Regions from separate parts of the Homo sapiens genome. Here regions 1 and 3 are each linked to region 2. Evidence: chromatin loops called from intact Hi-C (ENCODE). Cell type or tissue: K562. All regions are shown on one strand.

The links. Hi-C counts contacts between places; a loop is a spot of excess contacts. Peaks named below come from ENCODE experiments on the same cell type or tissue, not always from the same donor. Only the 100,000 strongest peaks of a DNase experiment are listed, where the experiment ranks them.
Region 1: a loop joins it to region 2, with 7 times the contacts of the local background. A loop is called at or near these places in 67 of 110 quality-filtered maps.
Region 3: a loop joins it to region 2, with 2.7 times the contacts of the local background. A loop is called at or near these places in 4 of 110 quality-filtered maps.

Annotation. Positions count from the first base shown.
Region 1 is chr4:10,172,231-10,174,730 of GRCh38, forward strand. No RefSeq gene overlaps it. Among named protein-coding and RNA genes, the nearest start is that of WDR1, 57 kb to the left of the region's middle. In K562, a CTCF peak has its summit at 1,273; DNase peaks (open chromatin) are centred at 224 and 1,341; H3K4me3 peaks cover 243 bases.
Region 2 is chr4:10,402,921-10,405,420 of GRCh38, forward strand. LOC107986260 (a long non-coding RNA gene) reads left to right here and starts at 972. Exons shown (of 3, transcript XR_001741594.2): 1 at 972-2,214. In K562, a CTCF peak has its summit at 1,025 (motif pointing left); a DNase peak (open chromatin) is centred at 1,001.
Region 3 is chr4:10,283,965-10,286,464 of GRCh38, forward strand. It overlaps the pseudogene LOC100422637. Among named protein-coding and RNA genes, the nearest start is that of WDR1, 170 kb to the left of the region's middle. In K562, no CTCF peak of the experiment used is centred here; a DNase peak (open chromatin) is centred at 1,265.

The DNA of each region.
Region 1 (2,500 bases), 230 kb before region 2:
CCATTGTAATCTGACTCCTGTTTGTACTTGTATTCCTTTTAAACTTAAACTAGACCTACCTAGAAGTAATTCTGCTGTCCCCGCAGGCAGGGGTCCGCTCCTGTTGACACCTTTTGCGGGGGTTCCCCAGGCAGAAGGCTCGCAGCTTTAGTGCAGCATAACTCTGGCGGGTACTGGCTGTGGCAGGGGACAGGCATTGTACAGGGGTGAGAGAGTGGCCTGAGCCAGGAATGACCCGGTTTGGAACGGAGCCTGGGACGGACCCTCATGGCACTTCCCGAAATTGGGTTCTCATCTTTATCAGACTTAGTGACGCTGATTAGCCCAGTGTTTTCCTTTTTTGCATTTTGGACATATTCCAGGCTCAGCAGTTGTTTGCCCCCCCAACTGGGAGCCTGACTTGCTGATTTTTTTTTTTCCCCTGCATTCTTTTTTAGTATTACCATGCTTCCCACAGTTAAAACAAGCTCCAGGAAATGAATATTTCCTTTACCCACTTTCAGTCCTGCCATTGCCTTGGGCTAGCAGGATAACTTTATGCAGATTACCTCTGATACTATCACAAGCTTTAATATACTCGACCAAATGTGCTTTTCCTTTAATAAGTGGCAGAGCAACTTGGCACTCAGGATTGGCATTGTCAAAAGCAATAACTGCAACACCATATCCTGAGCAGCAGAATCTGCAATCGCCTTTTTAAGAGACTCCTGTAACCTGGCTATAAAATCTACATATGGTTCTTTTGGTCCTTGTCTCACAGCACTAAAAGATGGGTATTCTGAAGTGATTTTCCCCAGCTCTAATACGTACTCCTAAGGTGCTCTATGGCATCATCCTGCATGACCACTTGCACATCTAAACCAGCCCAGCCGCTAATCCCCAAAAGTTGGCCTGCAGTTACATAAATTTGAGGTTGGGCCTGGGCAGTGTGAGCAGCCTGAATGGAAGCTTCCTCTGCCCACCAAGTTTTAAGCTGTAAGAATTGAACATGAGTCAGACAAGCTCGAGTAAGAGCCTCCCAGTCAGTAGGGATCACCTGACTGGAGACGAGAACATTTAACAGTCTTATTACAAAAGGAAAACCTGGTCCATACTGATTAATAGCTTGTTTAAATTCTTTAACTTAAAAGGAAGAGGCTCACATGTAACCATAATATTCCCGTTGATCAGGTGGTTGTATTGTCATGGCAACTGCCAAGCATCCATATCACCCTCTCATCTAGCTTGCTGGATTCCTGCCTGAATGTAACTGAGAGCGGTCACTTGAGGCGCTGCTCAGTCACAGGGGCAACTACTTTTCACCCAGTGTCCTCCAGAAGAGATCCGGAGGGGGTCAGGCCACTTTCTTCAAAATGGGTGGGGAGGTGTAGAGGGTTAGGGATAAACATCTCCCTCTGCCGCTTTAGCTGGCAAGCAAACTTGCTCTGTCATCTTCGGTTACTTCATTGTACTCTCCTTCCTGACTTTTTTTTCTCATCTGTGTGGAAAGGTTCCAAGGTGGAATGAACCAGAGCCCACACTGACTAGTTTACAGGAATATCCTCAGCACCATCCTTATATGCCTTTTTCAGTGCACTGCCTACCTTTTCCCAGACCTCTACATTCAGAGTTCCTTGGTCCAGAAACCAGGGGCAATATTTCTCTACCACACTAAAAAGCTGCATAAGTCATCTGGTGCTACCCTTCACTCCTCCTTTTGAGATGCCAAAGCAGACTCAAGCCTCATGTCTGCTCACCCCTTGTCCCATTGTTATCCTGATGCTTCTGAGCTCCCCTTCTTACCCACAGGGATTGCTTAAAGAGTACTCGGGTGTGCTCCAGTGTAGTTCCACGTACTCCAGCCGTTGCTCCAGTGACCTTTCGACTGGAATTCGAGCCCCCCCATTGGGCACTGCTTGCCAAGACCAGCTCGGTTGTGGAGACCCTAAACCAATGGTGCTAGAGGAATTCGACTCAGGAATTAGGGTATAAAGTGGAAATCGGGGGGCTGACAGCCTTGAGAGCTAAGAGCCATGAACAGAGACTGGCCCACACATTTGACAAAGTCAGTGATAAGCATAGTTTTTATAGATAAGCTAAAAGCATTCCTTAGGGGAAACAAAGCATTCTTAGCAAGGAGCAAAGAAACAGGTGCTGGCTTGATCATCTGCAGCAAAAGCATATTAAGGCACAGGCAGCTCCTGCTATTGTTAGTGGTTTGACCAGTTTTCCCTCTCTGGGCAGGCCAGGTTTTCCTAGCCCCCTGCTCCAGTAAACCTCTAGCAGTGTGTGTGATAGCCATCATGATCGTGTCATGTTGCTGCAGAAATCCTGTTTGTGGTGTTTCTTTAAGGCCTGTTTGACAGGGTTAGGGCTTGCTACCAGCACCAGACAGCACAGGGGCCAGTGTGAGATTAGTATGGCTGGGTGAGAAGTCCTGCCAAGGTGCTGGCAGATCTGGGCTGTTGCCAGATGGACTTGAGAGCTCTATTCTGGGAGTAGATTTTTGGCAGGCTTTTTC
Region 2 (2,500 bases):
CATCCCCATACTATAAGAAATGCCAGCGTAGTTTCTTCAGGTTGAAGGGAAAGAATACCAGAGGAAAACTTGAATCTTCAGGAAGGAATGGCATCATTGGAAATGGTAAGTATATGGGTAATTAGATTGTTATTCTTAATTGACAACTAAATGGTAAAGACCTTTTCCTCTTCCTTTAAGATACACAATACTCTTTAAAGCAAAAATTATTATTGTCCTATGAGGTTTATAATGTATATTGATATTATACACATAATAAATATATCAAAAAAGATAGTGGTAGATAAATGAATACATATTTACAAGATTTCTACATATTTTGTAATGGGCCTAAATATCAACTCTAAGTAGATTGTAAAAAGTTAAGCACAGATAGTGTCACTCCTAGAGCAACCACTTAAAAGTGCAAAAGGATATTGGTAAATTACCAATAGATAAATAGAATTGATTTCATAAAAGCTCTCAAAAAATAACCCTGTTGGGTTAATGCCTAGAGAGACTGATATCACAGGACTTAATTTCTCCCTCCTTTATATTTTCTGCTTGAATACACCTAATGTCATTAAACTAGCTTTAGAATAGTTGTTTTGAGATAGTATAGCAACATAGAACATATAATGGGAGGTAGGGCGGAAGGCTGGACAGGGGCGTGGCCCAGTGGACAAGAGTTTCTCATGTAGGAGGAAGATTGAAATAAACATCCCCATCATCTTTAAAACTCCTTTAATTCACAGAGGTGTGATGTGCTAACACTGAACCCAGAAGACCTGGGTTCTGGGTCAGCCACTTACTGCTTCTGCGACTTTCAATATTGCACTCGACTTTGAGTTTCCTGTCACTACTGTGAAGTTAATTCACATCTCCCCTGGCACTCTGGGTGACTTTGATAATACAGTGATACTATTTAAAATAGCTGACAGTTTATAAAGTACCACCAGGAAGCACTGAGGGGTCATGGAGCAATTTAGAACTAAACAGCAAGTCCATAGGCTAGAACTTTATTTTGACTAATTGAACACTGCCATCTGCTGCACAGATCTGGGAAATAGGAGGTATTAGATTTCCAGGAGGAAGGTGTTTCCTTCAAAATAACAAAAGTTTGCTTGCTTTATTTCTTGTCCCTTTGACCTCACTTTCCAAGTGAAAAGACGCAGAATATAAAAACAAAAAGGTCAAAATAGCCTTGCAGAGGCCACTCTGACTTATATGAAAGGGTAGAGCTCAACTTTACAGGTCAGGTGGGATTTGAATAAGCCTCATGGTGAAAAGAAGGGATGGTATGAGGAGAACTAATAGTAGGATCATAGTTAGCAGCCCTGGGGGAAACACTGGCCTGGAGGCAACCCTGAGCATGCCCACTTCCTAGCTGGGTGCCGAGGCGAAGTCCCGGCATGTATAACATTGGGATAATAATGGTGGAAACCTCTTAGATTGTTGGGAGATTTAGTGAAATGAGCTATGTCTTGTTTTTAGGACAGTACCTGTTAGTACTTAACAAATATTAGCTGCTGCTTTTGAAACTCAGACTGGGAAGAAATAAAGGAAGTTGATTAAAAATTCACTAGCACCTTTGGAATAAACTCCACATTAGCCCCATTCTCCCAAATAGATTTGAAGCAAGGAAGTGAAAGGAGTCAGGTGATGAGATTTTTCAACTTCAGCAGAGTGTAAACACAGATCAACAACAGTAACAACTACCTTTCAATGAGACTTTATGCACCAGGTGTGGCTCTGTGTGTTACATGTGTTAACTCATTTAATTTTTATATCAACTCCATGAGGTGGGAACTTTTAGTATTCTCATTTTATAGATGAGGAAACAGGCACAGAGAGGGGCTAAGTGTATTCAAGGTCATGTGGCCAATGAATGACAGAACTAGCGTGATGGTTAATTGCTACGGCTAAGAGATGCCCAGGTGGCCAGTTGGATGTTACTTGTAAGATCTTTCTGGAAGAGATTAGCATTTGAACCAGCAGACTGAATAAAGATCATCCTCACCAATGTGGGTTGGCATTATCGAATTTCGTGAGAGCTTGAATAGAACAAAAAGAAGAAAAGCAAATTTGCTCTCTTCTTGTACTGGGATATCCACCTTCTTTGCTTAGTGGCTCCTTTGGTTCTTAGGCTTTTGAACCCAGGCTGAATCACCACTGGCTTTCCTAGGGCTCCAGGCTGCAGATGGCAGATCATGGGACTTCTTGGTCTCTACAATTGTGAGTCAATCTCTCATCTTTCTGTATATGTATTCATATATCTAGCATCCATCTATCTATATTCTATTGGTCCTGTTTCTCTCGGGAACCCTAACATGACTAGAATGTAAATGCATGGGATCTCGTCCCACATTTCCACTGCTTAGGGGTTATATGAACCATAGAAAACCAAACCTATCTTCTTTTGGGGATGGCGGGGGTGAGGAGCTATAACTGTATTATTACAGTTCTTTGCTTGTTAAGCTGTATACCAAATTTGTACAGAATCTGGCAACACACAGTGTAG
Region 3 (2,500 bases), 120 kb before region 2:
TATCCTACTTCTCATGTAAACGATCTCATATTTTAGAGTACTGTACTTTAAGTGGTGTGGCATGTCTTAACCTGTTTCATGACTTCATTCTTTGATACACTGTTATCTGACACTTGATCTTTGAGGATATGAACTGTATCCTACTTTCTTGATCTTAGTCTCCATTGCAAAGGTTGTATTCTAAAAACCATGGTGCCTTGTAGGTGAGTGTTCTCTGTCCTGTGAGTTCATGTAGAAGCTCTCCTACCTGAACATAGACTGGTGGGGATGCTACTGAGAAGTACTTTGTGTTTCTGGCTAAAATTATGTCCCCCTATACTCAATGGGCTCATGGTATCTTGTACTTAGATATCCCCCAAAGCTGTGGTGTCTCGGATGCTACCCCCAAATTTCCCCTACATAAAGCGAAGACCTAAATGCCAGAAGGTTGTAGCTGGACACTGATATGTCTTCACTAGATGCCTTTAGAGCCACTAGACACAATAATGTCCTAGACAAGTGGAAAGAACACTTGTCATGAGCAACATTGCATCTTCCCCTGAGTATAGACAGGGCCAGTCGGGAGACAGCACAATTTTGAAGCCATTACAGTCTGCAGTGTCATCGTCAGATTAACTGACCTTTGGCTCAAACATGGAGCCTATGTGTTTCGGAGTGGAAAATGTAGCTGTTGGTGATGCCTTCCAGTCATTAGCCCTGTTGTGCTTTTTTCCCTTGATTTACTTTTTTGGAGAGTGGCTCAGAAGTCTTGGAATAATTATACTAAGGGAAATAAGTTATGCTAGGGCTCTTCTTGTGATGAACTAGCTGTTGGTCAGTGTCAGTAGAGCTGCCAATAGGTTCAGAACCCTTGATCCTGCACACTGACAAACGTGAAAACCAGAACCTTATTGTCTAGCTGTGATATGTGACAGTTACTTTGGGAGTAACACTAAACCAGTAGACCTGGTGATCCTATCTAGTCCTCAGTGATGAGCCCATGGCTATTGGTATACCAGGTTTTATACCGCATCAAGGAACTTGACTTTGGCACCTTTGTCCACCAGAACAGGCTTTGTCCAGGTAACTATGGTATTGCCTGCTTTGCTGTCCACCTCCCGAGCCATATTCTAGTGCTTCTGTGGTGGGGATGTCCATGTAACTGAGGGCAGCCACCAAGTGGATTGTCTCCTGCTTACAGAGGTCATCCTCGAGTGCCTTGATCTGATGTGCAAGGTCAGTGGTCTGATAGCCCCAAGCCACTTGACTCATACCAGGAATGTCTAGTGTGGGGAGCTGATCTCTAGACTGATAAGCTCATGACTAATTCCCATCTCTTCCCAGCAATGACATGTTGAGCTTTATTGATTTTGTGTCCAAAACGTCTCTATCTGGGTGTCCTGATAATTACCTTTCCTCTATACTGACATTAATGCAAAAGTGTTTCAGTTTCTGCACCAAAGAACATCTTCTGACAATACCACTGCCTCTAGGAAAGACTACTCCCTAGATAGCCTCCATCACAGAGCTCTGGACCAGGCTCTGATCCCCTTTGTGCAATAGGACCAGGCTTTCCTTCGTGCCCAGGGCTCTCGTGAGTAGATGAGGTCAGTGCAGGTGTGTACCTTCTGTCTGTGCTGGCTGTTCAGGTGGTTCTTGGTCCCTGTATCCTGATTTGTCTCCACCATATCACCATCTCCATATAGTATTTGAGGTTGCATGCAGAAGCTGAATCACACTTGGCAATTTTCGGTTCCGAATGAACTGTCCTCTAGTAAAACCAATGAGAATTCAATGGCTTGGGTGTCTGTTTTTAGTCTTCGAACATGAATCTGTAAGAATCTGGGGTGCTCTGTCCTGTCTACCTTTACTGTTGGGTATGGTCAATTCAGACTCATTAGCTTTGCTAAAGGGGAGTTTAAGTGGCTAGTCATTGTCATGGGAACAGAATTCTGAGCTCATAATTGCTTCCCTATGTACTTTCCAAATTTGGCCGCCTTTCGTAGAAAGCAAAGTGAGTCTGGGTCAACTACAGGCTGTAACAATGAGATCTTGCCATTTTACAGCTCTAATGAATGGTGTCCAGTTTAACATGAAAGTGGGTGCTTTTAGTCTTTGGGTTTTTTTCTGGTAGGTCATCTTTACTTGCCCAAGGAAGGGAACATGTCCAGAGAATTCATTCTTAATATTTCATGTTTGTCATTATACTTCATTGATTGATCCCATTCCTGGTGATTGGTCACCTTGAAATTGTGATACTTTTGAATGGAAACTGTTCTTTTTTTAAAAAATTTATTTATTATACTTTAAGTTTTAGGGTACATGTGCACAATGTGCAGGTTAGTTACATATGTATACATGTGCCATGCTGGTGCGCTGCACCCACCAACTCGTCATCTAGCATTAGGTGTATCTCCCAATGCTATCCCTCCCCCCTCCCCCCACCCCACAACAGACCCCAGAGTGTGATGTTCCCCTTCCTGTGTCCATGTGTTCCCATTGTTCAGTTCCCACCTATGAG